Linked DNA regions of Homo sapiens: all the other regions are linked to region 3. Evidence: chromatin loops called from intact Hi-C (ENCODE). Cell type or tissue: IMR-90. All regions are shown on one strand. Links, peaks and the distances in the headings refer to the core of each region. The heading gives the core; the rest is flanking DNA. Region 1 overlaps HRH1 (histamine receptor H1). Region 2 overlaps TAMM41 (TAM41 mitochondrial translocator assembly and maintenance homolog). Region 3 has its middle 8.3 kb from the start of VGLL4. Region 4 has its middle 47 kb from the start of SLC6A1.

Region 1 (7,493 bases), core at 1,096-6,095, 490 kb after region 3:
TGTGACCTATGATTATATGTGTTCACATGTACTTATATGCTAATGTAATAACTAGTGTTTATTGGATGCTACTAGGAGCAGCACTGGACTAGCACATTTGACATATTAGCCTTATAGGGGTGAGGCCTCACAACCTTATAGGGGAGAGGACTATTATCATTCCCATTTCACAGATGAGGAAGCTGAGGCACAGAGAAATTCAGAACTTGCTCCTGGTCATACAGTGACTAAGTGGTAGAGCTCGGGTTCAAACTCATTGCAGCCTCCAAGCCCATGTTTTGACCACTGTTCCCTGCCTTCTGAGGCTGGCCAGGTCATTCTGCCACTTGCTCTTGTCCAATGCATTTATCAGGGACATCTTTCCAGATGGTAAAATTCAGGTTTCCTTCTATTTAATGGCTGCAGAGGATGTCACTGGATTTTAAGCAGGAAAGTGAAATGGTCAGATATGTCCCTCGGAAAGGGACCTCTGGGGATAGAAGGGGGCTGCCTGGAGGTAGAGAAGCCTGTGTTGGGTGTGCAGAAGGAGGAGGAGGCCTACGTTGAGGCTGGGATGGGGTGATGCACAGTGGGGAGGAGCTCGGGAAACACGCGGTGCAGCAGGATGCAGCAGTGACCACCTCTAAGGTGATCAGAAGGGCAAGAAGGCAGTGGGGGAGGCTGTCTCAGGATCTCCTTCCCAACTAGACCTCTTCCAGGTCTGCACATTTTAATTCCCCCTAAGCATGCTCCAGCTAGCACTTCCAATTCAGAGCAAGTGAGCAGCAGCTTCAGCTCCACTAAGATGTGCAGATGTGGTGGTGCCTGTGGAATTCTTAATTCTTTGAATAATCTTTGCCTAGGAGGGTCATGTCTATTTTACAAAAAACAAAACAAAACAAAACAAAACCCAAGAATAACCACAAATTACCCAAGACACTGCTTTAACCCTGCCTCCTAGTAACAGCTCATTCAGCCTCACCACACATAGCCACCTGTCCAGTCCTAAGCATGGACTCCACACCAGTCTCAATCTGTCTGTTTCTCTCCTTGGCCACTGCCAGTCCAAGGGGCTGTCCTCTCCCATCTGGATGACAGCAATAGCCTTGTTACTGGTCTCCCCAGTTACACTCTAGCATAAGTTACTCCATGTCTCTAGCCTCAGTTGTCTCATCTATAAAATGGGCACATGAATATGCATCTCGTAGAGCTGTTGAGGACTGGGTGACATCACAAATGGAAAGCCCTGGAGTGCTTTCTCAACAGACAGTACTTCTTTTCATCAGTCATCAGGACAGGAGGGTCAGAAAGGTCAGGGGCTATTTCTCCCATACCCTGCTGGTCCAGATAATAGCAGGTGCTAGGGACCTCTGGATCGCCCCAACCCCCTTGCCCGCACTCCCCCACCAAGGAGAGGAAAATGCTTCTTGCCCATTCATCATATATCCTGCCACTCGATGGGAGCATCATCACCTTATAACCCAGGGCTCTCCCCAGCTCCTCAATGGCTCCTCCCCTGGTTCCTTGCATGGTGACTGTATCTATGAGTGAATCTGAGAGATGAAATAGGTAAGTAAGTATAACTCAGTCCCTTCTTTTGGGAGCCAGCGTGCCTGCAGGGAGCATGCGTCCTTTCCACTCTCTCCCAGGAAGGACAGGGAGGGGCCACCTCCTGCAGAGCCCAGCACTGCCTGTACCTGAGTGGGCAACTCAGCCCATCCTGGCCTTCAGCATTTGCGAGCCCACACGCTCCACTGTCACTCTGATTAGTAATAACCATGACATTTTGTTCTCCAGCTGCCTTGTCTTGCCTTTTGTCTTCATTCTCGATTGGTACAGAGCTCAGGCTGGGCAGAGGAGTGCTATTTATCGGCCCTTCCCACCGCCCCCTACAGGAGAGACCAGTGGGAGAAAACTCCATCTTGAGTTCCTGGCTTGTTAATGGAGGTTTTCAAGGCTTGGTGAAACCCGCTGCTGTGAGAATCAATCAATAAACAACTGAAAAATATTTATTGAGCTCCTGATACAACAGGGAAAATAACTTATCCTTGCCCAGTGTTTCTTACCACTTTCAAGATGCCTGGAAAGCCGTTCCATTCAAAGGTTTGTGAGCACCATGAAGTGCCAGGCGCTCTGTTATGAATGCAGACCCTACCAGAGGCCCATGTTAGGCTCATCAGGGTGGCCCCGCCACTCAAGTAGTCAGACACCAAGGACAGAGGAAAGAAAACCAGGCTTCCCATATGAGCCTGGGATCAACAATCACGTCCACAGACTCTCCAGACCACAGGTGTGGGCTGGTGGTGGAATTGTGCCTCACCTGGGCCGAGGGCAAGGGGCAGCAGGATGTACTTATTTAATGATGATTAGTGATTCTCTCCAGGAACAAAGAAAAGCTAGCAAGTAAATAAAAGGAACACTCTTGAAAGAGCAAACCAAGTGAAAATTGCCTGGAAAAGTTTGAAAGAAATGAAAAAAGAAGAGAAAGCAGATGCCTCTGTTAGCTATTAAAATACAACCTATACAAACAATCATCAAACCAGCATGGCACAGATCTCCGGTCCTCCTCCTGTGCTCTGTGCCCCTGAACCACATCAAAGGCTCTCTTGCTGTCCACCCACTTCTGATTGGGTTTGGCCACAGGCAGGGCAGGAGGAGAATGACATTTAGTGTTTATTCCCTTCTCTTGGGTTTGGCCACAGGCAGGGCAGGAGGAGAATGACATTGAGTGTTTATTCCCTTCTCTTGCTCCTCCAAACTTGGAGGCAGAAACAACTCTCCTCTTCCCATTGATACTCTAGGGTACTGCACTATCCCATGTTAGCTCACCAGACCAAAAGGTCTATACAAGGTAACAGGCTCTTTATCAAAACCTTTCTCAATCACCCAGTTGGGATGTGCCCTCTGTTTTTTGCCATGGCCCTGTCTGATAGTCAGTTATTAGAATTGGCAGATGGTTCAACAGATCAGAACAGACAGTTCAGAAAGAGATCTACTGTCAATGACTGGGTTTCCAGGTTACGTGCCCTGAGGCCCAAGATACAGAACTGTGCAAATGGTGTTCCCTGGAGTTGAGTGTGATTTGGTGGCTCTGCCTCCAAAGATATATTGTAATTTAGTGCTGCTGCAGGTGACGTAGGAAAGAAAGGTGGGGAAGAAAGGAAGAAAGATTTAATAAACAGGAAGGGGAACAGGATGAGGACCTTGGTTAAGTATGTGAGAAGGAAAATTAATTTAGACTTTTATCTTTCTTCAAAACCCAAATAGGTTAGAGAGCGATAATTTAGTCTAAAATATGAAACCATTAAACTAACGACAGTGAGAAACCTTGTTTTCCTATCTGAATAATTGGAATAACAGTAACTACCTCATAGCATTGTTAAGGGAGTTAAGAGAGATAATTCAAGTTAGGACAGTGCCTGGCACTTTATTAAAAAGAGGACTGAGGCAAGATTCCAGCCGAGAAAATTGCTCAAACCTAGTTATCCTGGGGGTAGGGAAAAGGTGAATTGGCAGAAAGGGGCATGGCCCTTAGGTCATAATATGGAGATTCCACAAAAACTGATAACATGACAGAGAAGGAGAGCCTGGCCTAAAAACTGGCACAGGAATGGTCAATGGAATCTGACTGTCCCTCAATCTGTGGCCACCAGGAAGTAACAATATACAGGTATACTGTCTGAAGCAGCTGCAATTGTAGAAGCAGATGGAGACTTCAGCAGATATTAAGGTTTCACCCTAGGCTGAGTCCCCTTCATCTGGATGTCTGGTTAGAAGAACTCTCATCCAGAGTCCAAGGCTGGGCTCTCCCCATGGTACTCAGGACAGACAGGTTCGCAGTCTCTGTTTACTTCCACCAGAGGCAGGCTGAGCCTCTGATTGGTAGCAAGTTCCTCCTTCAAAACTGGCTTTCCTCCCTACCCTCCACGTTAGCATCCATCCACTGGGGGCCTCACTGGTGAGTTGCATTGAACACTCAAGGAAGAACAACGCCCATCTTGTGCAATCTCTTCCAGAGAACAGAAAAGTGGGACTCTTGCCCACATCATTTTGTGAGGCCAGCATAACCTTGATACCAAAGCCTGAAAAGTAAGCATGAGAAACGAAATCACTGGTGAACAGCACTCATGAACTCATGATTTTAAAATCCTAAACAAAAGGGTTTGTAAATATAAGCTGGAAATAAAGATGCTACAGGATGACTCAAATTGGGTTTATTCCAGAAATGCAGAAGTCGATGTCATGCATCATGTTAACGGGTTGAAAAAGAAAAATCATGTGACCATCTGGGCAGATGCAGAACAAGCATCTGTTAAAACTCTATTTCCATTTATAACTAAAAAGAAAAGAAACACTCAGCAAACTGGGAATAGAAAGGAACTTCTTTAATCTGATAGAGAGTATCTACCAAAAACCTAGAGTAAACATGATACCTCATTATCAAATGTGGACAGCTCTTCCATAAGAGCTGTAAAAGGCAAGATGTCCACTGTCTTTTTGTTTTGTTTTTTTGAGACAGAGTCTCACTCTGTCACCCAGGCTGGAGTGCAGTGGTGCAATCTCAGCTCACTGCAACCTCTGCCTCCCAGGTTCAAGCAATTCTCCTGCCTCATTCCCCCAAGTAGCTGGGACTACAGGCATGCACCACCATGCCTGGCTAATTTTTGTAGTTTTAGTGGAGATGAGGTTTTGCCATGTTGGCCAGGCTGGTCTCAAACTCCCGACCTCAGGTGATCCACCCACCTCGGCCTCCCAAAGTGCTGGGATTACAGGTGTGAGTCACTGTGCCCGGCCATTCTTCAATTCATTATTGTACTAAGGTCTTAGAAGGGTAGTAAGGCAAGAATAAAAAGGAAAGAATACAAGGATTAGAGAGGAAGAAACAAAACTGTTATTTGTACCTCTTACAATTGTATATGGTGTTTTCAAAAGAATCTACAAATACATTTTTTTGAATTAGTAAGAGAGTTTAACAAGATTTCTGGATACAAAATCAATATGCAAAAGCCAAGCATATTTCTCCAACAAGTAACCAACAGAACATGAATTTTTCTATCAAAAATGTATAATAGCATACAAATTATCAAATAATAGAAATATATATAACAAAAGATATAAAAAACACAAAATGAACATTAGGAAGCCATGTCACGAGATATTAAAGATGTTAAAAATATCCTAAATAAGTAGAGAGATACCATGTTCATGGAAGACTAAATACTACACCTTCCACTCTCTAGAAGGCAATGGAAAGCTCAGTGTAACAGCTGCTATTTAGAAATCAGAGCAACCTGGATTTATATTCCAATTTCTGCTGCTTCTAAACTCTGTAACTTATTTCACCAACCCCTCTGAACCTGTTTCTTCTCTTATAAAACATGGATAATAATTTCTGCCTACTTGTTAGAAGTCAATGGATAAGAAAGCACTTTGCAGAGTGCTGTATAAATACAGGAGATTCTTACAACTAGTATTTTTGTCCCTTGTTGGTCCAAGGGTGGGAGAAAAGTTAAATGTCCCAGACTAAGCCAACTTGCTTGCTTATGCCCATCTATTTATCATCAAGGGCATTGCTGAATGTTTATTCTGTTCATAACATTTCTTCATTCAGACCTCACAGCAACCTGTAAGGTGGGTGCTATATTAGCCTCATTTTACAGATAAGAAAGCTGAGGCCCAATTAAGCAATTTGTCATTCACATATTCATCCATTCCGTAGACATTCATGAATACCTTCTACGTGCTAGGAGCTGTGAATGTCCTGGTGAATAAAACAAATGTGCTGCCTGCTCTATTAGAGCTGATATTATGGTTGGAAAGACAGCCAGAAATCACACCTCAACAAATACACTGGCAGAACTAAGATTCAAACTCATGTCTGTTGGACATTGGAGTCTGTGCTTTTAAGTACTCCCTGGGGGCAGCTTCCTCAACCTCTTCTGCTCATTCCTCTGTTGGGATGTGATAGTTTCTAACATGCATTCTGCTGGCAACAACAAGTTTCAATGGCCCTTGCCATCCAAGCTGTTGCACAAATTGAGAGCTGTCAGCTTCGATCCTGGCCCATGTGATCCCCCTGCATTATCACTGGAGAATTACAGCAGTGAGGACGAATGCATAAAAGAGGCAAGGCATCCTGGCCCCCCCTCCGACAGCATCAGCAGCATTGCTCCCGAAGAGTATGCGTCTTAGTCCTCTACAACCATTAATGGCAGAAGTGAGTCACTTATAAATGAGATATGGGAGCTTTATTATAATTACATCCCGAGATTCAGAAATGCTCAGCGTCACTGTGAAAGGGAGGGCAGCAGGTGACTGGGGCTTGAATGATCCTCTGCCAGGTACATCTTTCAGATAAAACATCTTGGATCAGGAGCAATTATAGCTAATTCCCGGCCTGAATGCTAATGAGAATTACTTACAATTGTATGTAATTCTTTGCAATTTATACCATCTGCTTTTTTCCTTCTTTTCTCCACATTTCCATCCTGACATTCATCCTGAGAAACAGATACTGGCAAATCGAACGAATGGCCATTTTGCAGATAAGGAAGCCGATGCCCAGGGTCTCTCGGTTCTAAGGGCAAGAGCTGGGGTTCCAACCCTAAGCTTTCTGTCCCTCTAGAAAACAGCTGATTGAAAACTGTCCCAAATCCATGCTCGTCAGAACAAAGCCAGAGCACAAAGTTCAAGCTGCACTGCGTAGCAGCAATATCATCCACACTAGTGACACTCGTTGCAATGGCCAGCGTTTGCTGAGTGTCTAGCAGAGTATCAGAAGTTTATACAGGTCCACACTGAGACTTCAAGTCTCAGACTATTTAAAGCTTGAGACTGCAGTAAGACTTTGGGGCACACATTACATCTAACCAGACCTACTCTCACTTTACAGATGAGAAAACAAGAAGCCTGCAGAGGCTGGGCAATTTGCAGGTGGCAGAGAAAGGATACAGAGCTGGGATTGTTTGGCCTTAATAGCAACAACAACAATGGACTCTTAACACTTTTAGCTATTACATGGCACCACTGAAGTGCTTTATGCACATGAACACACCTAATTCTCTTACCAACGCAGTGAAGAAGGTGTCAGGAATACCCCCATTCTAAAAATGGGGAAACCAAGGAACGGAGACGTGTAGCAACTTGACCAAGGCCACAAAACTCATAAGCAACAGTGCTGAGATGTGAACCCCAACAGGTGAGCTCCAGAATCCCACACTTTTGATGTCTTTGCTATGTGTTTTCTCTGCTAAGGAAAAGCCAGGCACTCCTTCATTGTGAAGAGGAAAGTGCCAACACAGAATTCTGAGAGAGTCGAAGAGGAGGAGGCTCATGTATAAGTCCCTCCTCCCTTGGACACTCAGCTGAGGGTCAGGAAGGACCACTCCCAGCCCAGCATTGGCCAAACCACTCTGGGGTGCAGGGTCTCTTGGCAGGCTGCTCCGGCCTCCACCCAGCCCTGAAATCATGGACAGGCAGCACCTGTCCATCTCCTGCCTCCACGGGATTCTCTG
Region 2 (7,493 bases), core at 1,302-6,301, 180 kb before region 3:
GGGCGGATCATTTGAGGTCAGGAGTTCAAGACCAGCCTAGCCAAAGTGGTGAAACCCCGTCTCTACTAAAAATACAAAAAAGGTACCTGGGCGTGGTGGCACATGCCTGCAATCCCAGCTACTGGGGGAGGCTGAGGCAGGAGAATCGCGTGAATCTGGGAGATGGAAATTGCAATGAGCCGAGATCACACCACCGCACCCCAGCCTGGGCGACAGAGTGAGACTCCGTCTTAAAAACAACAGCAACAAAAAACTGCCTTCCTGAGCTCTGTGAGCCATTCTAGCAAATTATGAAACCAGAGGAGAGGGGAAGTAGCCCCCATCCCTTTCAAGTGAACGATCAGAGTACAGGCAGCCTGGACTTGTGATTGGTGTCTGAAGTGGGGGAGGCTTGTGGAACTGAGCCCATAACCTGTGGGATCTGACTCTGACTCCAGGTAGCTAGGGTCAGAATCGAATTCAGTTGTAGGACACTCAGTTGGTGTCTGGAGGGCTGGAGAATTGGTTGGTGTGACACCCACATTTGGTGTCAGAAGTGCTGGGAGTAGAAGCCGGGTCACAGTCCACTCTCCCTCCTGCTGCCCTCCCCCTCAAGATTCTCCAATGACTGGATCGGGCTCCAAGTTGACCCATTTGGGGGAAGGGTGGCAGAGGAGGTGCCTGGTGCCTCAGTGGAGCCTCCCTTAGCACCACCCAGTCACCTTGTCTGCTAGGACATGTATCATGGAGGCACCGTTTGTCCACTGATGCGTCCCAAGGGCAGTGCCTGAGTCGTGGGATCCTTCAGTAACCATTGAATAAATGAATGCACCAAGTAGTCATTCCAAGGGACTGGTGTTCCCATCCCTTTTATTCTCTTTCTCAGGCCAGTGGTGATGCTTTCTCTATTGTCTTAGCTCTTTTGGGACACAGCTAGAGGAGGCTGTGGGGAGTCGGCTTCTCCCTGGGCTTTAGTAGAAACAGGAAACAAACACAAAACAGGAAAAAAAAAAAGTGGGAGAGAACTTAAACTTTTAACAAGTATTTGCAATGTCACTTTTCTTTCTTCTTTTTTTTTTTCCAGATAATCAGTCTGTGCTCTGAGAAAGGGTCTTTCCATAGTTTGAGGACTGTGTTAAATATTTACAGTTGCTAATCTCACACTTCCTACTATAAGGAAGATTTTCACTGTGCGTGAGAGGGTCCCAGGCTCCACAAGAGGCCGATAGATTGTTCTCGAGTGTCTCCCCCAACAGTGATGTGCTGCTTCTGTAGCTATCTATGGGAAAAATGACAGATTTCCATAGCCTTAGCTCACTGGTTTGTGTCATAAACATCTCTTTATTGATGTGCATGGGCTGTCTGGATTCTCCTGCTTTGCACCTGGGCTTACAATTTCATAGTGTAGCTCCTTAAAATGTCCAGAAATACTCGATCCGGGCAGGGGTTACACAGGTATACACATGGACAAATTTATCAAACTGTACCCTTAAGATGTGTGCACTTCACTGTAACTTTTACTTTAATTAAAAACATTTTTTAAAGTCCAGAAATGATAGGCTTACTGAAATTTCATGTCTATACAGATACATTTCTCATTTCTAAGTTGGATGACTAGTAAAGCTCATAACTGAGCAGTTGGAAATTTGTAAATATTTTATTTCCAAGGGTTTTTTGTTTTGTTTTTTGTTTTGTTTGTTTGTTTTAAATATACAAAAGATGGGCCAGGCACTGTGGCTCACGCCTGTAATCTCAGCACTTTGGGAGGCTGAGGCGGGTGGATCACTTGAGGTCAGGAGTTCGAGACCAGCCTGGCCATCATAGTGAAACCCCAGATCTTCTGAACATACAAAAATTAGCCAGGCGTGGTGGCACACGCCAGTAATCCCAGCCATTCGGGAGGCTGAGGCAGGAGAACCACTTGAACCCAGAAAGTGGAGGTTGCAGTGAGCCGAGATTGCGCTACTGCACTCCAGCCTGGGTGACAAAGCGAGACTCTGTCTCAAAACAAACAAACAAAAACATAATATATAGCTTGATGGGAAGAATAGTGGACATGAAATTAGAAGCCTTGAGTCATATTCAGTCCTGCCACCTATTAGCTGTTACATAAACTTAGGCATCTTGTTTTATCTTTCTGAACTTCAGTTATCTGTAGAATAAAGGTCCACAAAGGTATTGAAAATTGGAAGCAGGGCTGGGTGCAGTGACTCATGCCTGTAATCCCAGCACTTTGGGAGGCTGAGGCAGACAGATCACTTGAGGCCAAGAGTTCGAGAACAGCCTGGACAACATGGCAAAACCCCATCTCTACTAAAAATACAATAATTAACTGGGCGTTGCGGCATGCACCTGTAATCCCAGCTACTCGGGAGGCTGAGGCAGGAGAATCGCTGGAACTTGGGAGGCAGAGGTGAGCCAAGATCGTGCCATTGCACTCCGCACTCCAGCCTAGGTGACGCAGCGAGACCCAGTCTCAAAAAAAAAAAAAAAAAGGAAAAGGAATATTGGAAGCAGAGTAGTACTGCTGGGAAGAACTCAGTGTTTCAGAATCTAACAGATGTAGGGTTAGAATCCCAGCTCTGATGCTTCCTAATGTTGTGACCCTGCACCACTGACAGTCTCCCTAAGCCTCGGGGTGTTTTCATCTGTAGATGAGTCTGATGGCGCTGACCTCAGAGGGTTCTGAAATGCCTGGTACTTAGTAGACACTCAGAAAATGGTCTTTGCCTTCTCTCTGTGCCTTTGCTTATCTCAGTTATTTTGAGATAGAAATGAAATTGAATGTTAAAATGTTGTATTGTTCTTTGTATTATACTTTATGCTTAGAATGTTTCAAAATTTTAAAAAAGGCTTTAGAAAGCTGAAATGCCATGAAATCTCAGAATGTAAGCACTGGAAATGAGCTCAGGTTTTATCTAACTGTTATATCCTTATAAAACAAAAACAGCAATTCAAGACAAGTAGTAGCACCCATGCTCATTTCATGCAAAACTCTGCATTTCTCAGCTGACTTGGAGAAGAAAATGTTACTGATAGCAATGATTATTTTCTAAGGCTTTTAATGCTTCTAGCACAAGAAAATTAGGGTATCATAAAGTCATTTGAAAGTGATGAACATATTTTTTTTTTAATTGAGAATGATAAATGGGCAAATTAACTCTCTCTTCTACCTTGCTCCCAATTTTCAACATGTGGAAATCACTGTTAACCAGAATGATGATTTTTAAACAAACTATCTGTGCCTCTAGGTGGCAGCAAATATTAATCAGACTTGAACAAATCTAATGAAAAGAGGGTGGTAGTATCTTGGACAAGAAAGTTGGGTAAATATCTTAAGAAAGAATTATGAGAATATGAGTATGAATTCTTTATCTTTGTGTTTTAAAAGGAATCACATTAAATTACATTGTCTAAAGCCCCAGAATTGTCTTGCATCTTGCAAATTGAAATAGAATTCCTCAATCACTAGTAATTCAAGTCTTTAAAAGGGATATAGGCCGAGTGCGGTGGCTCATGCCTATAATCCTAGCACTTTGGGAGGCTGAGGTAGGGGGATCACCTGAGGTCAGGAGTTCGAGACCAGCCTGGCCAACATGGTGAAACCCCGTCTCTACTAAAAAATGCAAAAATTAGCCAGGCGAGGTGGTGCGCACCTGTAATCCCAGCTACTAGGGAGGCTGAGGCAGGAGAATCACTTGAACCCAGGAGGTGGAGGTTGCAGTGAGTCAAGATCATGCCACTGCACTCCAAGCTGGATGACAGAGCAAGACCATGTCTCCAAATATATATATTTGAGTATCTTGCTTAAAAAGATGGACTTTCTGGGAAAAGTTGAGTGTAAATTAAATTTTTATCATACTTTACCATTAACTTATCTCATAATTGATGGAATACCCTATTTTTATTTCCAGTACAACCTTAAGTTTCTGAGTTTACTAATATTTTCCCAAGTAAAAAATCATGGAATTTAAAGTGTTTAATATAGCATTGTGACCAAACTTTTTTTAAGCCAAGAAACCTCTAAAGTAATAATTAATAGTTATTTCCTTAGTTAACATAATTTTGGATTTTTGTATTTTACATTGTTTTTAGTGTATAAATAATTGTGCTTGAGTTTTTAAGACATTTATATTGACATGCAGTGGTTTTTTTGCCACCTTGTTAAGAGGATTTTGATTTAATGTATTCATTGCAATATATTTTGCCTTTTAGTAATGTAGCTTTATTTTATTTTAATTTTATTTTTGAGACAGAGTGTTGCTTTGTCACCCAGGCTGAAGTGGAGTGGCATGAACACAATTTACTCGACCTCCCGGGCTCAACCAATCCTCCCATCTCAGCCTCCTGAGTAGCCGGAACTATAGGCACGTGCCACCATGCCCAGCTAATTTTTGTATTTTTTTGTGAAGATGGGGTTTTGCCATGTTGCCCAGACTGGTCTTGAACTCCTGGGCTGAAGGGATCCACCTGCCTCAACCTCTCAAAGTGCTAGGATTACAGGCATGAGCCCCCTTGTCTGGCCTATTTTTTAATAACAGCTTTATTGAGATAAAATTCGCATACCACACAGCTCAACCATTTAAAGAGTACAATTCAATGATTTTTACTATATTCAGAGTTCAACTATCACCATATTGCAGCTTTGTTGATTAATTTTTTGTGTGGATAGAAAAACCCCCAGTGCTATAAAAGATCCCTAAACTGGGAGTTGGAAAACCTGGCTTACTAGTTTTGGCTCTGCCCTACTATAAGCAAATGTTTGGGCCGCTAGCGTTTGAAATGCACAGATTGAGTCATTCATTTCTTTATTCAAAAGACAACTGTTTCTTCTCTGTGTATGCCAAAGGAATTTTTAAAAATGATATCATGTTGCTTGTCCTCGAAGAGCCCAGAGTCCAGCAGGTAGATATTGAGTAAGGTTTCATCCAGCTCTAATGTTCAGCGTTTCTTCTTCATCCTTAAGCAGTGACTATTTAGAAGAGTTAAACCTCCTGGTCGTTTGGAATGGAAAAGTTCTGGTGGGCGGTTGAGTATTTGAACAGTAGGTAGGGCTGTGGTCTTTGTGATTAAAATTTCACTCTGCAATTCAAGTAGTCTCTCCTTGTGACAGTTTTAGAGGAGCCCACATGTGAGTTTCTCTTTTTTCCTGTCTTGAAAGGTACTCACAAATATCTCCTTTGAAAGTCCCTTTAAGCCAATGCCCCTTTCTCTACAGTAAAGATTTTCCTCCCTGGCAGTCGTGCTAATGTTATCTATGCAGTTCAGGTCGGGGCATTCCCAGTAAGATACAAACAGCTATTCACAAATCTGAGCACTTTCTTTTTTTCCCAGGCCTCTCTGGCAGTGTCCCAAGAGTTCACTGGCTTTTCACTCTGAACAACAAATAACAGTGCTGCTGAGACAAGTTCCTAGTTCACCTTTCATTGAAGAACCAGATCAGCACAGTAGCAGAATCTTCCGAACTGACATTTTTCCTTTGAGTAAGGATGCTTTTATTTTCATCCTCTTAATCTTAAATAGCAAACAGACTGCTTTCTTACAGCCTATGTAGAACAACTTCCTTGGAGAACAAGTGGTATTTTGTTAACTGGGAAAATTTCCCAAGACTTAGTCTTTTCTTTGCATCTTTGAATTGTTAGCATCTCAAAATAGCTTCTAATTTCACTGGGCTTCTGTAAAAGCCATCAAAAACAGAGAGGTGAAGAATTATTGAGAAGGATGTGTGATGAATGGGGATGAAGAACGGGAATGTGGAAGTAGAGAGACATCACAGAGTTGTGGAAAGAGCACTGGGTGAATCCTGGGACTGGATCCCGGTCCAGTTCGCCACTACTTCTCTTGGAGAAATCTTTTAACCCCTTTAACCCCTCCAGGCCTAAGTTTTCTGTCAGTAAGATGAAGCAGTTGCCCTCCTAGATTAATCATTCAGTATGGAATACTGTCATCCCTTGGTGTCCATGGGGATTGGTTTTAGGACCTGCACCCACCCTCAGAATTCACGTCTCTGATATAAAATGGCCTAGTATTAGCATATAACTTATGCACATCCTCCTTTATATTTTAGATCATCTCTGGATGACTGTTAATACCTAATACCGTGCTTACACTTCACATCATTCGCCTGCCTTCAACGTAGTAATTGGCATGTGGCAGCAAATTCAACATTTGCTTTTTGGAACTTTGTGGATTTTTTTTTTTTGTTTTTCTGAATGTTTCCCATCTGTGATTGGTTGAATCCCATGGGTGCAGAACCCACAGATACGAAGAGCCAACTCTATAAGGTTTAGGAAAGTTATTCAAGGAATAAGCATAGGTGTTTTTATAGGACCTTAAAATTTGTTTTAATCATCTTTCAAGATAAGTTAACCAGAATATAACCCTAAATGAATGCATGAGAATAATTCAGAATATTTAGAGCTGAATTTGCCAAGTAAAAGAATGTGATCCTGATTTTTGTTGTCAACTCATTATGCAACTGTAGGCAAGTCATGTTCCTGGCTGGTCATGGGTTACTCTCTGCAGATGATTGCAGTAATACTAAACTCACCTAAGTGCTGAAAGGCTTAATTAAGGTCCATTAAGTCCTCAGAATTGTAAGGGAGGAGGGGGTGTTATTGAATCAAGTGGCTTACCTACCATATATGATGTTTGTATGTTACAAATACTCCCTTAGAAAAAAGTAGGGAAAAAAGGTAAAAGAATTCAGATTCTGAAGCCTGATTTATAAAATAATAGTTATATGTTTTATAATACTGTTTTTTACAATTAGAAGAGAAGAAGCTATGCCTTGGAATACTGCAGCATTCTCCTCTTTCCTTGCTTTCTAATATTTATTTTGGAGTTTCTCATAGTGTGTCTTTTATGTGCTATCTTAATTTTGTCAGAAATTATCTGTATTTGACAAATAAAAGGCAACTTATGCCCTGTTTTCTAGAATAGGTAGAAAATGTGTCGATAGTACCAAAAGATTTAGAGATGGTAGATATATTTTAGACATATGAGAGTCCTTATTAAGGGACTTCTAGACCCTTTACTTTGTATAGAAAGTCAATCAGAAACAGTATGATGTTTTTAAAAGATCATGGTACGAGTGTAAATTGGCATAACCACTCTGAAGAGCAATTTGACAGTGCTAAGTATGCACCTTAGAGCAGTAATTCTCAAAATGTGGTCCCTGGGCATTGCTTAAGAACTTGTTAGAAATGTACATTTTTCAGCCCTCACCGAGGCCTCCTGAAACAGAACTCTGGGAGTTGCATCCGATAATACACATTTTAACGAGTTCTCCAGGTGAAGCTAATGCTAGCTAAAGATGAGAACCGCTGGCCCAGAGAAGCTCTTGCCTTGTGCACTGAGAAGCACACACAAGGAAGCTCATTTCACTGAAGGGTTTGTGTGCAGTAACTCACTTGATCTTTCTAGCAGCCTTATGAGCTTGATTCTGTTATTTACTCCATTTTACTGATAAGGAATTATGCCCATAGTCACAGAGCTAGTAAGAGATGGAGTTG
Region 3 (7,493 bases), core at 1,128-6,127:
GATTCTGGAGCTCTCCCTTCCCATTTGTTCTTTCAAGAAATGTTTAGTGGTCACCCACCAGTGTCAGGCTTTGTGTTAGGTGCTGGGGAAACAATGATAAGGCAAAACAGCACGGATGTGAATGGGAGGGAGATGGCCGTTCATCAGAGGAGTACACAGGCCTGAAATGACACCTGCCTGCGTCCTCTGAGGGCAGGCTCCTATGCAGTGAGACGAGTCACTAGAAACCCCCCGCCACCAGCCGGAACCAGACACAAACTGGAAACCCCACTGTTTCCTCCGGCAAATGCTGTCTCTTCTTAGGACCCCTTAGTCCCCGCACTCCCCACCCTATGTGGGGTAAACAGGAAATCCTGCCTTGTCCATTTCTGGGCTCACTGCAGTCAAGTGTTGGTAGGTTTATCCATTTCAAGTCCTATTCCAGCTACTGGGTGTTGATAATTTAAGAAGATAGGCTGAGAATGGGGGTGGTGGGTTTGGTTTGCCCCTTCTGTGTAAAGCAGATGGGAATTGTTTAAATACAAATGACCAGGTGGTGCCATCCCTGTGGGAAGGAAGCCAGGCTGTTTGTTAGGTGGGCTCACGTCGCCCCCTAGTCCTGCCCACGAGCAACTAACTCATTGGGATGTTGAACTCTGGTGGGTATGAAAAGCAGCCAGGTGCCCTCCTCAGTTCAGTTCAGAATCTCCAGGGTAGTGGTCCTGACCCCTAAGGGGAGGGGAGCTTGCAAAAATTACGTGGGTAGCTATTTTCAAACGATACTGCTAAGTGTAGTTATTTCCTGGGTGTAAATTCAAAATTCATCTACTGCAGATTTACCAAATTATCCTCCTGGACACCCATGGCTTTCAAAACCTCCTGGGTGATTGTAATGTATGGCCACGGTTCAAAACTGCTCTAATAGTGGGTGGATTTCTGTTGGCCCTAATAATGCCAATGGCCTCACAAATAGAAGCCTCAAATAGAAGATCCACAGGAGGATAAGGTAATGCTGGCAAACTCATCCTTGGAAAAATTGAATTGTTTGCATTTCAAAAAGAATTTTGTGGTATTGGCCATTATTTGACTTAATTGAATATTTTTCAACAAAAACCGTTTATTCTAGTTAATGTTACTAAATATAGTTGTGTTGGTGATGAAATAAAATCTAAACCACCTGCTTGTTTTATAAAGATTCTGTCTTCTCTCACTGGGGTTTCAGGCCAGTAATTAATCCAGGACATGTTAACTGTTGAATGCCTGCTCTTACAGGTATTGGGCATAGACAAAGAAAAATATGGTATGGGTTTCATTTCAAAGAGATCACCGTGTGATGAGGAAGGTGGATTTGTTGAAATATTTTAAGATACTTACAGGTGCAGGTTAATAATCTTAACATTGCAAATGATCTTTTTCTCATACCTCGTTTTATTTGCCTGCCTTTTGCAAAGCTAATAAGGTAAAATTCATGCCTTGCAAGTTAACAGGAATTGTGGACTCTAAAAACTCCCCTTATTTTTAGTTAAAAGTAAGACCCTGGGTGCAGTGGAAAATCACAGCTTCTGGTCCCAGCTCTGCTGCTCTTTGCGTGAGTTTAGAGGAGCCAAGGAGCCTGCTTGGTATCTGTTTCCTCATCTCCGCATTGTCGCGAGAACTGAGAAAGAAACAGGATATGCAGAAGATATGCACTGTGCCATGGAGTGTGGCACTTAGTATCCTTTGTTGTCTTTCTATCCCCTCAACTCTAGGAAAAATAACATTTTAAGACAATAGGACATTGACCTCTTGTGCTGTATCAGAGAATGATGATTTGGCTAAGGAGAAAATGCCCAATAATGATTTGCTTGATTTGGGTTTCTTGATTTGTGGCATTATTGTCACTTTTGCCAAATAATGCTTTGTTGTGGTGGTGGTGGTGGGGGGTGTCCTATGCATTGTAGGATGTTTGGCAGCATCCCTGGCTCCTAACCACTAGATGTTAACAACACCCCCAAATTTGAAATAACCAGACATTGCCAGATGTCTCCTGAGGAGGGCAGAATCTCCTTGGTTGAGAGCCTCTGGCCGGGGCCCTTCCCTCTGTGTTGTCTCGGGTGAATTCTATCCCTCTGCCTGCTACAAGTGTCACAGAGTTCTTACTGTCCATCAGAGAAGTGCGAAGTAAAGTCGTAGTGTGGCTGCTCCAGACCTACCAGAATAACAGGAATGAAAGAGTTGGAAAACTGTTGGCAAGGATGGGGAGCAACTTGAAATCTCATACCCTGCTGGTAGGAGTATAAACGGGTACAACTGCTGTGGAAAACTATTTGGCAATATTTACTTAAGCTGAACATACACTTTCTGCGTATCTGCTTCTGAGTACATGTGCGACAGAAATGCATTCCGAGGCTGATAAGAGACACACACTAGAATATTCATAGCAGCACTATTTATAATAACCCCCAGGTAGAAACTACCTAAATGCCCATCAGTGGTAGAATGAAGGATCTGCGATATATTGGAGTAATGGAGTACTAGACAGCAATGCAAATGAATGCTATGCAACTGCACATAAAAATAATGCTACCACTCATAAAATATGTGGAGTGAAGGAATCCAGCCACAAGAGTAGCTAGCATCATACGATTCTCTTTCTATAAAGTGTTATACAACTGATCTACGTTCTTAAAGGTTAGGATAGTAAGTTACCCTATGGGGGTAGTTACTGGAAGAAGGAATAGGTGGAGGTGGGATACATTAAAATTCTCCCTATATAAATAACAGCCATGATTTCTCTTTCCTGGACGGCACCCTAACTGGTTGGAAGGATGACTGTGGAGGTGCTTAGCGTGCTGCATAATGAATGAAGCACTGTGCAGGCAGACTGACCTGTGAAATGAAGTTGGGTCACACATTGGGGCTAGCAGCGAACTTAGCCCTTCAGTTGTTGAATATTTGGGACATTTTCTCCAGTTCTTCTATTTTTACCATGGAAGTCAGTTCTAGTCAATCTTGCAGGAATACATCTATGAGTAATTATGACTTGGTACAAAGTGAATATCAGAATAGCGTTTTAATTGTGAATGTTCTTTGAATGGGACTTACTGAACCTAAATTGGTTGTAGTAGCGAAAATCACTAAAATAATCATGTATGTAAACATGCAAGAAAATATTTGTATTGTCAAACATGTAAGACAGTAGTTGTAAAACTAACAAGTTAAAGTGTTTTGCAAGAGATTTCTCTTTTCTTGGGGATGCTAATCTAATTAAATTCCCTTCCCTCGCACTGATTTATTCTGATTTATTTAAAACACCATTCCTTAGCCTGTAGTCCCAGTACTTTGGGAGGCTGAGATGGGCGGATCACTTGAGGTCAGGAGTTCGAGACCAACCTGTCCAACATGGTGAAACCCCATCTCTAATAAAAATACAAAAATTACCCGGGCGTGGTGGCACGTGCCTGTTATCCCAGCTACTTTGGAGGCTGAGGCAGGAGAATCGCTTGAACCCGGGGGGCAGAAGTTGCCAGTGAGCAGACATCGCGCCACTGCACTCCAGCCTGGGCAACAGAGTTAGACTCCATGTCAAAAAAACAAAAAAACAAAAAACACCATTCCCAGTCTGCACTTTTTAGGATTATTAAGGTTAAATTTATGTGAAAGCACATTTCCTATTTAATCACTTGGCATCAATTTAATTGATTTTGTATTTTGTTTTAACTTTTGCAGAGTTTAGTAAGAATTAAACTATTTGTTAAAAGATATTTTCTATGAATTTTAATATTAAATAAAATAAGGTTTATTTTTGTATTTGAAATATAATGCACATCAGGCAAGAATAGCACGAATTCTGCAGTTTGCTTTTTCAAAATGGTCTTTGTAATTTAAAGTTCACCCCTAGAGGGTGGTGTTGTATTGAAAATTTAAATATGATCTGAAGACCCATTTAAAGTTTTTGAAAAGTCCATAGATTTGTGTTAAAATCTTATATTACAGAGAATGATCAGTCGCTACTTAATAGAAGTTGAGTGTGTTTTAACTTACAAATGGTAGTATTTTGTAAATAATAAAATCTAAGACATAGTTTAATGATATTTGCTTTTGTGAAAAATTCCACAAAATACTGTCCTTTTAAAAAAATCATCCTTGAGCAGCCCCAAGTTGTATAAATAATCACTATTTTATGATATATTTAGGAATTCTTAAAAGAAAGTAACAACAAAGGGAGCTTATTAGATATTTGGTTTATGTCGCTGATTTTTTTTTTTTTTAAATCAGCTACTCCCTGGTACTTACTGTACGTCATTGATATTTAAGGCATTTGAAGTTTGTTTTGTTTTGGTTTCTCCTTTAACTCAGCAGCTTAGTTGTTGACCTACCGTGTACAAAGCAGTCTTTATAATATGGTAGGGGACAGACACAGAAACTATCTTATAGTCTGCTTTGTTTTAGAATGAAGTATAGAATAAACCTAAAATAATGCAGGATGAAGAGATTAATCCTAGCTAATGGTTCTTGGTGGGGGCGGGGGGTTGGTAATTCAGCTAGGCCTTTAAGGAATTTGCATTCTAAACAATGTTTAAAAGAAAAGAAAGTTTGGTTTCTTAAGTCTTCCTTTTTTATTACTCAATGCTAGGTTTTACCTTAAACCCTTTTCTTTCTTTTTCTTTCTTTCTTTTTTTTTTTTTGAGTCTCACTCTATCGCTTAGGCTGGAGTGCAATGGTACAATCTTGGCTCAATACAACCTCCGCCTCCTGGGTTCAAGCAGTTCTCCTGCCTCAGCCTCCCAAGTAGCTGGGATTATAGGCACCTGCCACCACACTTGGCTAATTTTTTTGTATTTAGGAGAGATGGGTTTTCAATATGTTAGTCAGGCTGGTCCCGAACTCCTGACCTCAGGTGATCCACCCGCCCTCCCAAAGTGCTGGGATTACAGGCGTGAGCCACCGCGCCTGGTCCCTTAAACCCTTTTCTATGCTTTCCTTCTTACAACCTTGTCTTAGTAATTAAATTAAGTAGATTACGAAGCAAAAATGTGTTGACCAGTGTAGTGTTTTACAAACACCACCATCATCATCATCATTGGTACTGTTCTTAGTACACTGAGGAATGTGCTGGTAAATTGCGACGGACCTAGAGATCCTCTGAAACATGACAGTTTTGCACCTCCAACTTATTGTTTAACTGATGCTTTAGCTCAAGGAATAGTCAAACTTATTTTCTTGTTATTAGTAAGGTCTGTTTTGAATATTATTTACATCAGGTTAAAGTGTGTGTCTGTGTGTGTGTGTGTGTGTGTGTGTGTTTTCTATGTGTAGCAAGAAGAGAAAAAAAGCACTTTAAAATGAAAGTATTAACTAAATATCCAGCTTACTTGAAACCCTGGGAGGAAGAGCACAGCGGAACCCAGTAGGGGAAACAGATAGCGCAGTAGGGTTACTCATATTTTCTAATGTGGTATTTGGAGATGTTATGTTAGACTTAACATTAAAACTTTCCCCTCTCTTCAAGTGCTCAAATGAAAGCATTTTATTTTAAATAAATGTCTGGGGAGTGATTTTGATCATTTGGCTTTTCTTTCCACAGGCTGATATTAAATAGAAGAGTATTTGGCTTTTATTACACAGCTCGCAGTTTTGGTGATCTATTCTAAAGTGGTAGTCAAACCTCTAGCTAATTAAACAGATCAGCCTAGTAATTAGCCTGGGCTTTCTTCTATCGTCATATTGCCATTATTCCACAAAGATGCTGAGGCACAACCATAATTAACATTTATAAAGCACTTATTGGGCCAGGCGTGGTGGCTCATGCCAGTAATCCCAGCACTTTGGGAGACCGAGGCGGGTGGATGGCTTAAGGCCAGGAGTTCAAGACCAGCCTGGGTAACACAGTGAGAACCTGTCTCTACAAAAAATGATTAAAAAAAAAAGTTAGCCAGACACGGTGGCATGCACCTGTGGTCCTGCTGAGTTGGAAGGATCACTTGAGCCTGGGAAGTCAAGGCTGCAGTGAGCTGTGATTGAGCCACTGCACTCTAGCCTGGGCAATAGAGGGAGACCCTGTTTCAAAAAAACCAAACCAAACCAAACCAAACCAAACCAAACCAAACCAAACCAAACCAAACCAAATAGAGCACTTGTGTGCTGTGGGGGAGTTTTACTCTAAGGACTGAGGCTTAGCTTTCCTTCCCTCTAGAAGCTTATGGTCTAGTTTGGGGGAATTGGTACTGACATATGACATAATTAGTAAGCAGTAGAAGATAAAAAGCACGTACACATGTCTATAAGCTCTGCAAGTGTAGAGCTGTCTCTGTCAATTTTGCTCTTTGAGACAGATACCCCATCTTAAACATCTTTGAATGTTCCAAAGTTCTAAAGAAATGTTTGGATTCTTATTATTTTTAAGTTGTTAAACCCAAATCAAAAGGAGATATCATGAGATATGTAAGCTATAATAAGATATACATATCCATTGCTTATGTCTCACCAGGGAATATTATTTCATTGTGTTGCTGCTTTTTAAAAATCAAGAACTTTCCTTATCCGCATCTTCATTATAGGAAGAATAAACTATTTGTAGGCTAGTTAGAAATTCAGGAAAATGGAAAAAATGCCCACCATTCAAAGATGGGCACTATTAACATTTTGGAATACTTTCCAGTCTTTTTAATGTATACTTTTTCCTATATATATATGTATGTTTTCATAAATACATTAGCACAGTTGGTGAATAATGTGTGTTTTAGTTTTATATCCGATTTTTATTGTTTTCAGTTAACAAATGTAGTACTGTCACACAGTATATAGCATAGCATTTCCTCATGTCATTATAGATTATTGAAGGTGTTGTAATGGCTGCGTAATAGTCTGTCATCGATAAGCCACGGTTTTAATGCATCCTTTTATTTGGACTTTAGGTTTTCAGGTTTTCATTTTACACATAGCTGTATGATAAGCATCTTTATGAAACTCTTCAAATCTTATTTTCTTAAGACAGAAGTCTAGAAGTAGAGTCCAAGGCAAGGACAAAGGCATGGACATTTTTCATAAAACAGTCTAGTGTGTGCCAACCTGCTTTATACACAGGCGTTATCTGTTTATACTGCATTAGCAGTGAGCAAAGATTCCAATGGCATCCTGTTTCACCAGCAAGAAATAAGATTGAAAAAGTCTTTTTGTTAAATTGGTAGCTGGAAAATCACTTAAAATTTATATTTCTTTGATTATTAGTAAGGTTGAATAGTTTTTCAAAAATGTGTTGGCCATTTGTTTCTCATGCTCTTAAAAAATGTTATTCAGATCAAGTGGTTTTTCAATTTTTTCCTTTGTTCTTTCTATTTTTAAATGTTCTTTGAATACCAAGAACATTTATCCTTCACTGTAATATATGACACAAATATATTCTTCAGTTTTGTATTTTGCCTTTACTTGGTTTTGGTGTTTTTAGATGTATAAAAGCATAAAATCTGTATTCTCAATCAAATTCTACATCTTCCTTGGTGGCTTCTGTCTTTGATTAAAAATTTTATTTCTGG
Region 4 (7,493 bases), core at 1,610-6,609, 710 kb after region 3:
CCAAGTGTGTGTGTGATGGGGTGTTTTGAAGAGCCACTTCCCCTGGCCACCGACCCGTCACAGTGTCTAAATGCCCACCATGAAAGCCACATTCCTCCACATGCTATTTTATTCCATACCCTTCTGAGCCCAGAAGGATTTTACAGAGGACGAAGTAGAGATCTGAGAGAGGGAAGGTCATCTGCCCAAAGGAAGAATGAGGACCCTAGCTCATGTGTGCTGCACCACTCGCCCGGTCTTCTGGTCTGGTGGCCCCTGGGTGACAGCAGGAGCCGTGGTGGGGGAGCAGGAGCATGTACTCCGCACACGGGGAGGGGGCTGGGCAAGGCGCCCGCCACAATCAAGGCGCAATCAGCGCTAATCAGCGTGTTCTTGAAATAGACCCAACTGGATGGGGGAAGCGAGCAGCCGCCTGGGTTTGTATAGCGGCAATCAGAGGGAGGCAATTTTAGATTCGAGGGAACAACAGCTCTTTGTCCATGCGCCCAGGGACTCTGCCGAGCTCTGCGGAGCCCACTGCGGCTTGGAGATAAAAACACCCCATCAGGCCTGCAGCTGCCCTGGCCCAGGAAGTGGGGCGTGGGAGCAATGGGTCCAGCTGCCTCCAGGGTGAAGTCCAAACTCTCTAGCATGGTGGCTGAGTACCTACTGTGTGCTGGGTGCATGTACACCTGCTTCTTTTGTGAGACGGGGGCTCTGTTTTGCAGGGGAGGAGATGGAGGCTCAGAGAGGAAGAGGTTTGCCCAAGGTCACTCAGCTGAGCTGGGATGGGAATCCAGTCTGTCTGGCTCCAAAGCTGTGTCCATTCCTTTCATGGGGGCCCATCAGGCCCTGGGAGGCACTGTTTTAGGTTAACGTAAGCCAACACCCTAATGGAACTCCCAGGTCTTGCAAAAATCTTGAGGCTCAGAGATTATTGGTTCCAATTTGCAGATGAGCAAAGGGAGGCTCAGAGAGGTGAAGAGACTTGCTCAAGGTCACCCAGATGGTGTAAGAGATAGAGCCATGATTCAGATCCACACCTTTGAGATGCCAGAGACCACGCTGAGCTATGAACTTCTTCAAAGGCCCAGCCTTTGCCGACCCTGGGGCCTCCTTCCTCTCCCTGCTGAACGATGCCTGGTTGTCATGCAGCTGGCCCTGGTGGTGGACATGGTGGGTTTTTGGTGAGCCAGCATCATCCCCCATCTGTTGGCCCCCTGATTTCCTTTTGGGGTGGTAACTCTCAGGCAGAAGGGAAGTTCCCTGACAGTGGTGGGCTCTGGCTCAGGTCTGCCATGAGTGCTAACAGGCATGAACCGCCCCACCACAGGGGTTGAGGGGAAGGCACGTTGGCGGAGAAGGCAGGGAAAGCTGGCCAGGAGGAGGCAACAGCAGTCCAGGGGATGATGGGAGGTCAAAGCAGTGGCTGGGGTGGAGGGAGTGAGTGGACTTGAGAGGTTTAAAGGAGGAAGAGCCAATGAGACTCACCGGTGGATTGAATGCGGGGAATGAGGAGGTTTTCTCGCTTGACAAGTTGGCCCCAAACCTCAGTCATCCTCAACTCCTCTCTCTGTCAATCCACCAGGAAACCCTGCTGGTTTACCTTCAAAATATACCCAGAATCAGATCCCGAATCCCCTTCTCTCTGGTACAGCCACCATCATCTCTTTCCTGGAGGACAACAGCCTCCTCCCTGGTCTCCATGCTTCCACCCAAGCCCCTGCCAGCAGCCCGAGGGGCCTTATTAAAACAGGAATCAGAGCAGGTCCCTTTCCTGCTGAGAACCCTCACTCATCCTCATTGCACATCTGCACTGGCCTCGGGGCTCTCTGTGATCTGCCCACCACTTCTCTGGCCTCCCCTTCCACCAGTGCCCTTTGCTCACTTTGCATCAGCAACCCTGGCCTCCTAGCTGCCTGGGAACACTGCAGATAAGCGCCCACCCAAGGGCCTTTGCACACACCGATCTCTGTGCCTGGATGCTCCTCTTGGGACAGCCACCGCCGCCCTCCTTCACCTTCCCCATGAGGCCTTCCCTGACCAGCCTGTTTAAAATTCCAACCTCCCCATTCTGACCCTTCCTATACCTCTTCCCTACCTTATTTTTAGCCAGATAATTTATCATCTTCTGTCACACTGCATAATTTTACTTTCCAAAATGTCCGTGTTCTTGTCTCCTCTGGCGAGAGTGCGAGCTCCCCGAGGGCAGGGCCATAGATGATGCTCCATCAATATTTGCCGAATAAAGGAAGTGGTTGGACAGCGGTGTCACTTACTGAGATAGGAAGGAATAGGCTGGGCGGGGGTAAGGATTGGAGGAGGTGAATTCAGTTGGGAAAATTGGGTTTGAGATGCTGAATGGATGTTCAAGAGGAGAGATCCAGAAGGCAGTCAGATATGTAAGTTCATATCTCAGTTTTCTCATCTGTAACCTGGGCTGATAATCCCAGCTCCCTCAACAGGGGAGTGTGGGGAGGGAGGTCTGATGAGTTAATAGAGGTGGCAGCACTTAGTTCATAGTCAGCCCTCACCAAGCATGGCTTCCTGGCTTGTTTGCTCCCTTCTTCCTTCAACAACCATGACGAGCTCCCAGAGACAAGCGGCAAGCTCAAGGCCCCTGGAATGCTGGCCCATAAATGTTACGGGGAGCTCTGTGGCCCGGAGGAGGGGTCCTGCTGCATCTGCCTCTTCCTTGGCTTCCCAGGGGAGGCTGGAGACAGGACTGAAGGCAGCTTACGTGGTGACGCCTCCTCTCCCCTCCCATCTCCCTCTGGCCACATCTTCCAGCCACAGGAGAATCATTGTTTCTTTCTCTGGAGCCTTCATTTATAACCAACCTCTTGATGGCAAGGAAAGGATTTTTAAAAATAGCTTTATTGATTCTGGTTTTTGGAATATAAAAGCAATAGATGTTCTTTGTTAAAAAAAAATTAGATGGTACAGAAAAAATAAAAGAAAAAGGAGAAAATAAAAATCAGCCCAAACCTTATCATTCAGAGATAATCACAATCGACATTTCCGTGTTCTGCCTCTCGTCTTTGTTCCGTGCAGGCACTCAGACATTTTTGTGTTTAAACGGGTTGGGGCAAGACTCCAGGATAGATGGAGCAAGATAGGGGCTTGGGGCATGGCCGGGAAGATGCCAAGTAGGGTGTGGCACAAGGGGCCTGTGTCATTGTAGGTACACAGAGCAAAACCCGCAGCCTGTCCCATGTGCCCGGTCACCTCTCCCACCTCACCACTATTTACACATTCACCCAATCCCACCCCCTGAAAGCTGCTGCAGAAATGCTTTCAATAATCACCTTTCCTGATCATGTGGGGCTTTATAAAACAAATGCCATATAGCCATGTTCTCATTTCATCCTCAGAATAACCAAAAAGAAAGTTCCTGTGATTAGTGCCACTTTACAGATGAGGAAACCGAGACTTGGAGAGGCAGCATGTCTTTTTTGAAGGCACACAGCGAATTCAGAGCTAGGGTGCAGGTCTCCTGACACCGGCTGGGGCCCTTCTGACCATGGACCCGAGGAAGGAGGCTCACTGGGAGAGCCATGTTCTCCCTGTGTGCCGGACGCTTGACACACACCATCATCTCATCTCATCCTCTCGGCACCCCTGAGTGGCTTATTCTGTCCACTTGTACAGAAGAGGACGTTGAAGTCAGAGAGGCAAAGTCACTTGCCCAAGGTCACACAGCAAAGGAGTGAGAGAGTTAAGAACCCTCACTTCTGGCTGTTAGGGTAGTGCTGCAAACGTGAGCTAGGGATGGGGCAGGGTGAGAAGGATGAATTGTGCGCGTTTGACAAGGGCAGCCTTTCTGTCCCCCATCTGGGCACCCAGAGTGAGACCTCTGGATCCTCTAGTCTCAACTGTGGGGTCCCAGCTCTAGTCCTGACCTCACTGGCCTGAGCCAGGACCACAGGGAGGGGGCTTGGGTTTAGCAGCAGCGCCACCTGGTGGCTGACTTGCTGCTAACAGAGCCTGGATCTGCCAGCCACAGGCCCCTCTGAGCCCAGGACTGGGATGGAGGGGTGGGGGTGGGGGAGAGTGGATAAGGGCAGGAAGGCTCAGGGCTCATTCTTCCCTGCTAGAGACCTGGGCCAAGCCAATAGTTGCCTGGTATAGAGGGAAAAAGCCAAGAATTCTGGGTTTGATCCACCTGGCTTTGAATTCCGGCACAGCCTGTGTGATGTTGGGCAAGTTCCTCCTTTTAGCTCTCCGAGCCTGTGTGCACATCTGTAAAATGAGAACAAATCACAGTTCCAGTGGTTGGTTTGAGGATTATGGAAAACACCCACCTCATCCGAGGTGCATGGTAGGTGCTCAATAAATAACACTTGCCTTCACTCTACACGGTCCTCTGCCCCTCTCTCCATCATCTGACCAGGGGCTCCCAGAGCTCAGGCCCAGATTCCTCTGTTAGGTTTCCCCTAAATCCTTTGCCTTTGGTGGGGGGCTGAGTTCCTGGCTCAGCCTGGGCTACAAGAGCCTCCTCACTTCAGGAATGGTTGGCTTTGAAAAGAACGGCAGAGAAAATTCCCAGGAGAATAAGAAAAGCCAAGTGTTGGCTAGACCCAGATGGGGGATCTGGCACACCCAGGTTGGGAATCTCAAGAAAACTCAGGCCTGTACAAGCCTAGGAAGATCAAGGTCAAAAAGTCCTTGTCCCATCATGTACCTGCCGGCCGCCTATCGTGGTCTGCGGAGTTCTGGCCTGGCTTTTCCATCTATGGCAGCTGGGCATCCGGCCCCTTTATTCGTGTTGGCTCCAGCTCCCCCATCTCTGCGCCCCGCTGTAAGAGCATTTCTGAGCTACCCTCCTCCCCTTTCCTCAAGGCTACATCCTGCATATTGCTCCCCCAGGCAGGGCCCCCCAAGGTGACCCCAAGTACTCCCTAGGACTCTGGATGACTAAAATACCCCCCAGTCATGACCAAGAGCCCTGATATTTTTTATAACTCTTGATGGCTCTCAGCACCTCTTAATGCTCCCCAATGAGCCTCCTTTTTTTTTTCAGTAGCCGTTATGACTCTCATATACTCCTGTCACTCCCAGTCTCTCGTAACTCCCAAATGGCTCCACATAATTCTACTGGGTCTCCAGGCCCTCTCCCCTTGCAACATCTCTTTCAGGTCTCTGGGGGTTCCCAGGTACTTCCAATGCCTCTCACTGGCTTTAACATCCCCTTGTCTTTATCAGTGAACTCTCATGGCCTTCTATCGTTTTCTGGGAAATTGTGAAGGTTTCCAGAGGTCCCTAGTGTCACCAAAGGCATTCCAAGGCCCCTGAAGACCCTCAGACCTTCCCCACATGGCCTCCACCACCATCCATAGCTTCTCTATGGCCTTGAGTAACCTCTCAATGCTGATGGCTGTGGTGACACTCAGTGGCTCCCAACAGTGCTGTGATGGTCAATTTCATGTGTCACCTTGACTGAGCTAAGGAATGTGCAGATAGCTGGTACACATTGTTCCTCGCGTCTCTGTGAGGGTGTTTCCGGAAGAAATTAGCAGTTGAATCAGTAGACCTAGTAAACAAGACCTGCCCTCACCAAGGCAGACAGGCGTCATCCAATCCTTTGAGGACCCAAGTACAACAAAAAGGTGAAGGGAAAATTTTTCTCTGCTTGAACTGGGACATCCATCTTCTCCTGCCATTGCACGTCAGTGCTCTTGGCTCTCAAACCTTTGGGTTTGGACTGGAACTACACTGTTGACTTTCCCGGGTCTCCATGTTGCTGATAGTAAATCATGGGACTTCTCAGCCTCCATAATTGCATGAGCCAATGCTTTATAATAAGTCTCTTTCTATATATTTTTATCCAATGTTTAGAGAAGTTTCTCTAGAGAAGCCTGACTACTACAGGTGGTCGGTGGAAAGTGCATGGGCCTTGGCGCCAGACACACCTGGGCTGTTACCCCGGCTCTACCACTTTCCAGCTCTGTGACCTTGGGTAGCTGAATCTACCTCTCTGAGCCTGTTTCCTCATTCCTGGTAGAATGTGAACACCATGCCAACTTACAAGGCAGTTGAGGGCAAGGTAATGCATAGGAAAGTGTCTGGTATGGTCTCCAGCACTGAGTAGGTCTTCAATGCCTATGTATTCCTTTTCCCATGGCTCCCCACTCTGGGGCAAGCTGGGCACTTGTTCATCCAAGCTCCTGTCCTGTGGGGGGACCAGCATCAGATGCCATTCCATGATAAGCATGGTGTTACCTGATCTTGCTCTGCCAGAGAGATTGGTGAAGATACATGAGGGGTTATAGAAAGTAGACTGGGGTGAAACCCTGTCTCTACAAAAAAAAAAAACAAAACTGGGCAGGGTGGCACACACCTGTTGTCCCAGCTACTCAGGAGGCTGAGGTGGGAGGATCACCTGAGCCCAGAAAGTGGAGGCTGCAGTGAATGGGGAGTACCCTGGTTCCCTGCTCTCCCAAAGCCTCTGTCATCACTCGGGATGTTCCCTCATCTCAAATGTCCTTCTCTGCCTAAGTCTTCCCATCCCCCAAGGTGCAACTCAAGTCCCACATCCTTGGTTAAGTGGCTGGGCACATGGGCCTTATTTAGATCCAGCAAACCTGGATCCAAACCCAGCTCCTCCACTTGCCAGGAGGTGTAATTTGTATCTCTTAGAGCACATTATTTACAGTTCTGAACTCTAGTTTTCTCCTATGAAAAATGGGATTAATGACAATTACCTCTTAGATTTGTTGTGAGGCTCTGATGAGGTAATGCAGGCACGACCCTGGAACGCAGCAGGTGCTCCATAAACAGTTCTTATTCCTGCCTGCAGTACTTCCCCAGCACTCAGTCCATGGCACATCCTGCCATATGGTTTCCTGTGAAGTGGCTCTGACACTTGAGCCACGCTGGATGCTCAGAGAGTGCTGCATGTGTTACTCTTTCCAGTATCCCTCACAAAGTGGGCATTATTTAAAAATGAGAGAGAAGTGGCCAGAGTTGGCAACAAAGGCTGACTTTTCTCCCTAATGGGTAATGAGGGGCCCAAGCTCATTTGCTTTTTAACGGCTTGAGATGGTGCAGGGGACTGATTATGAGATGGGAATACAGAGTTCTAGGGGAATCTTGGGCAAATCACATTCCCTCTCTGGGTCTCATTTCTTTGCCATTCTACCAGTGGCTAACCGAGGCCCAAGGAGTGGGCAGACTTGCTCACTGCCACACTGAAGAACTCTAACTGGCTGGAAGACGGCTAGGAACAGGAGGTCAGAATCAGAACAGCATCTCCCTGTGAACTTACTCCTGTCCAGAAGCGTATGGACACCTCTCCTCCTAAGAGTAGGAACACTCCAGGGAAGGGGCTGTTAGTCCTGAGTCCACACAAAGAATATGGTGGCTGCTCAGTAAAGGGCTGCTGAATGCATGAAAGAACTCAATTTTCCAAAGTTGGCCACTTTCAGCAGAATATGCCTGCTCTTTGGTGCCTGATCCCCTCCCCCATGGGAAATGCTGTTAGGCCTGAGGTAGCCTTGACTTCACTGCCAAAG

The links. Peaks named below come from ENCODE experiments on the same cell type or tissue, not always from the same donor. Only the 100,000 strongest peaks of a DNase experiment are listed, where the experiment ranks them.
Region 1: it touches region 3 in a loop (11-fold over the local background); 6 of 110 quality-filtered maps call a loop at or near these places.
Region 2: it touches region 3 in a loop (4-fold over the local background); 20 of 110 quality-filtered maps call a loop at or near these places.
Region 4: a loop joins it to region 3, with 13 times the contacts of the local background. A loop is called at or near these places in 7 of 110 quality-filtered maps.

What each region holds. Positions count from the first base shown.
Region 1 is chr3:11,156,246-11,163,738 of GRCh38, reverse strand. The region is part of intron 1 of HRH1 (histamine receptor H1); the gene reads right to left. LOC124909345 (a long non-coding RNA gene) reads right to left here. Exons shown (of 2, transcript XR_007095817.1): 2 at 1,971-4,801. Among named protein-coding and RNA genes, the nearest start is that of HRH1, 5.5 kb to the right of the region's middle. In IMR-90, for the core only: a CTCF peak has its summit at 3,978; a DNase peak (open chromatin) is centred at 4,088; H3K27ac peaks cover 1,270 bases.
Region 2 is chr3:11,830,972-11,838,464 of GRCh38, reverse strand. All of the region lies in intron 3 of TAMM41 (TAM41 mitochondrial translocator assembly and maintenance homolog), which reads left to right. Among named protein-coding and RNA genes, the nearest start is that of TAMM41, 12 kb to the left of the region's middle. In IMR-90, for the core only: a CTCF peak has its summit at 3,230 (motif pointing right); no DNase peak of the experiment used is centred there.
Region 3 is chr3:11,648,490-11,655,982 of GRCh38, reverse strand. It overlaps a transcript of VGLL4 not described here. Among named protein-coding and RNA genes, the nearest start is that of VGLL4, 8.3 kb to the right of the region's middle. In IMR-90, for the core only: a CTCF peak has its summit at 3,849 (motif pointing right); a DNase peak (open chromatin) is centred at 3,882; H3K27ac peaks cover 282 bases.
Region 4 is chr3:10,942,310-10,949,802 of GRCh38, reverse strand. No RefSeq gene overlaps it. Among named protein-coding and RNA genes, the nearest start is that of SLC6A1, 47 kb to the left of the region's middle. In IMR-90, for the core only: a CTCF peak has its summit at 3,946 (motif pointing left); no DNase peak of the experiment used is centred there; H3K27me3 peaks cover 263 bases.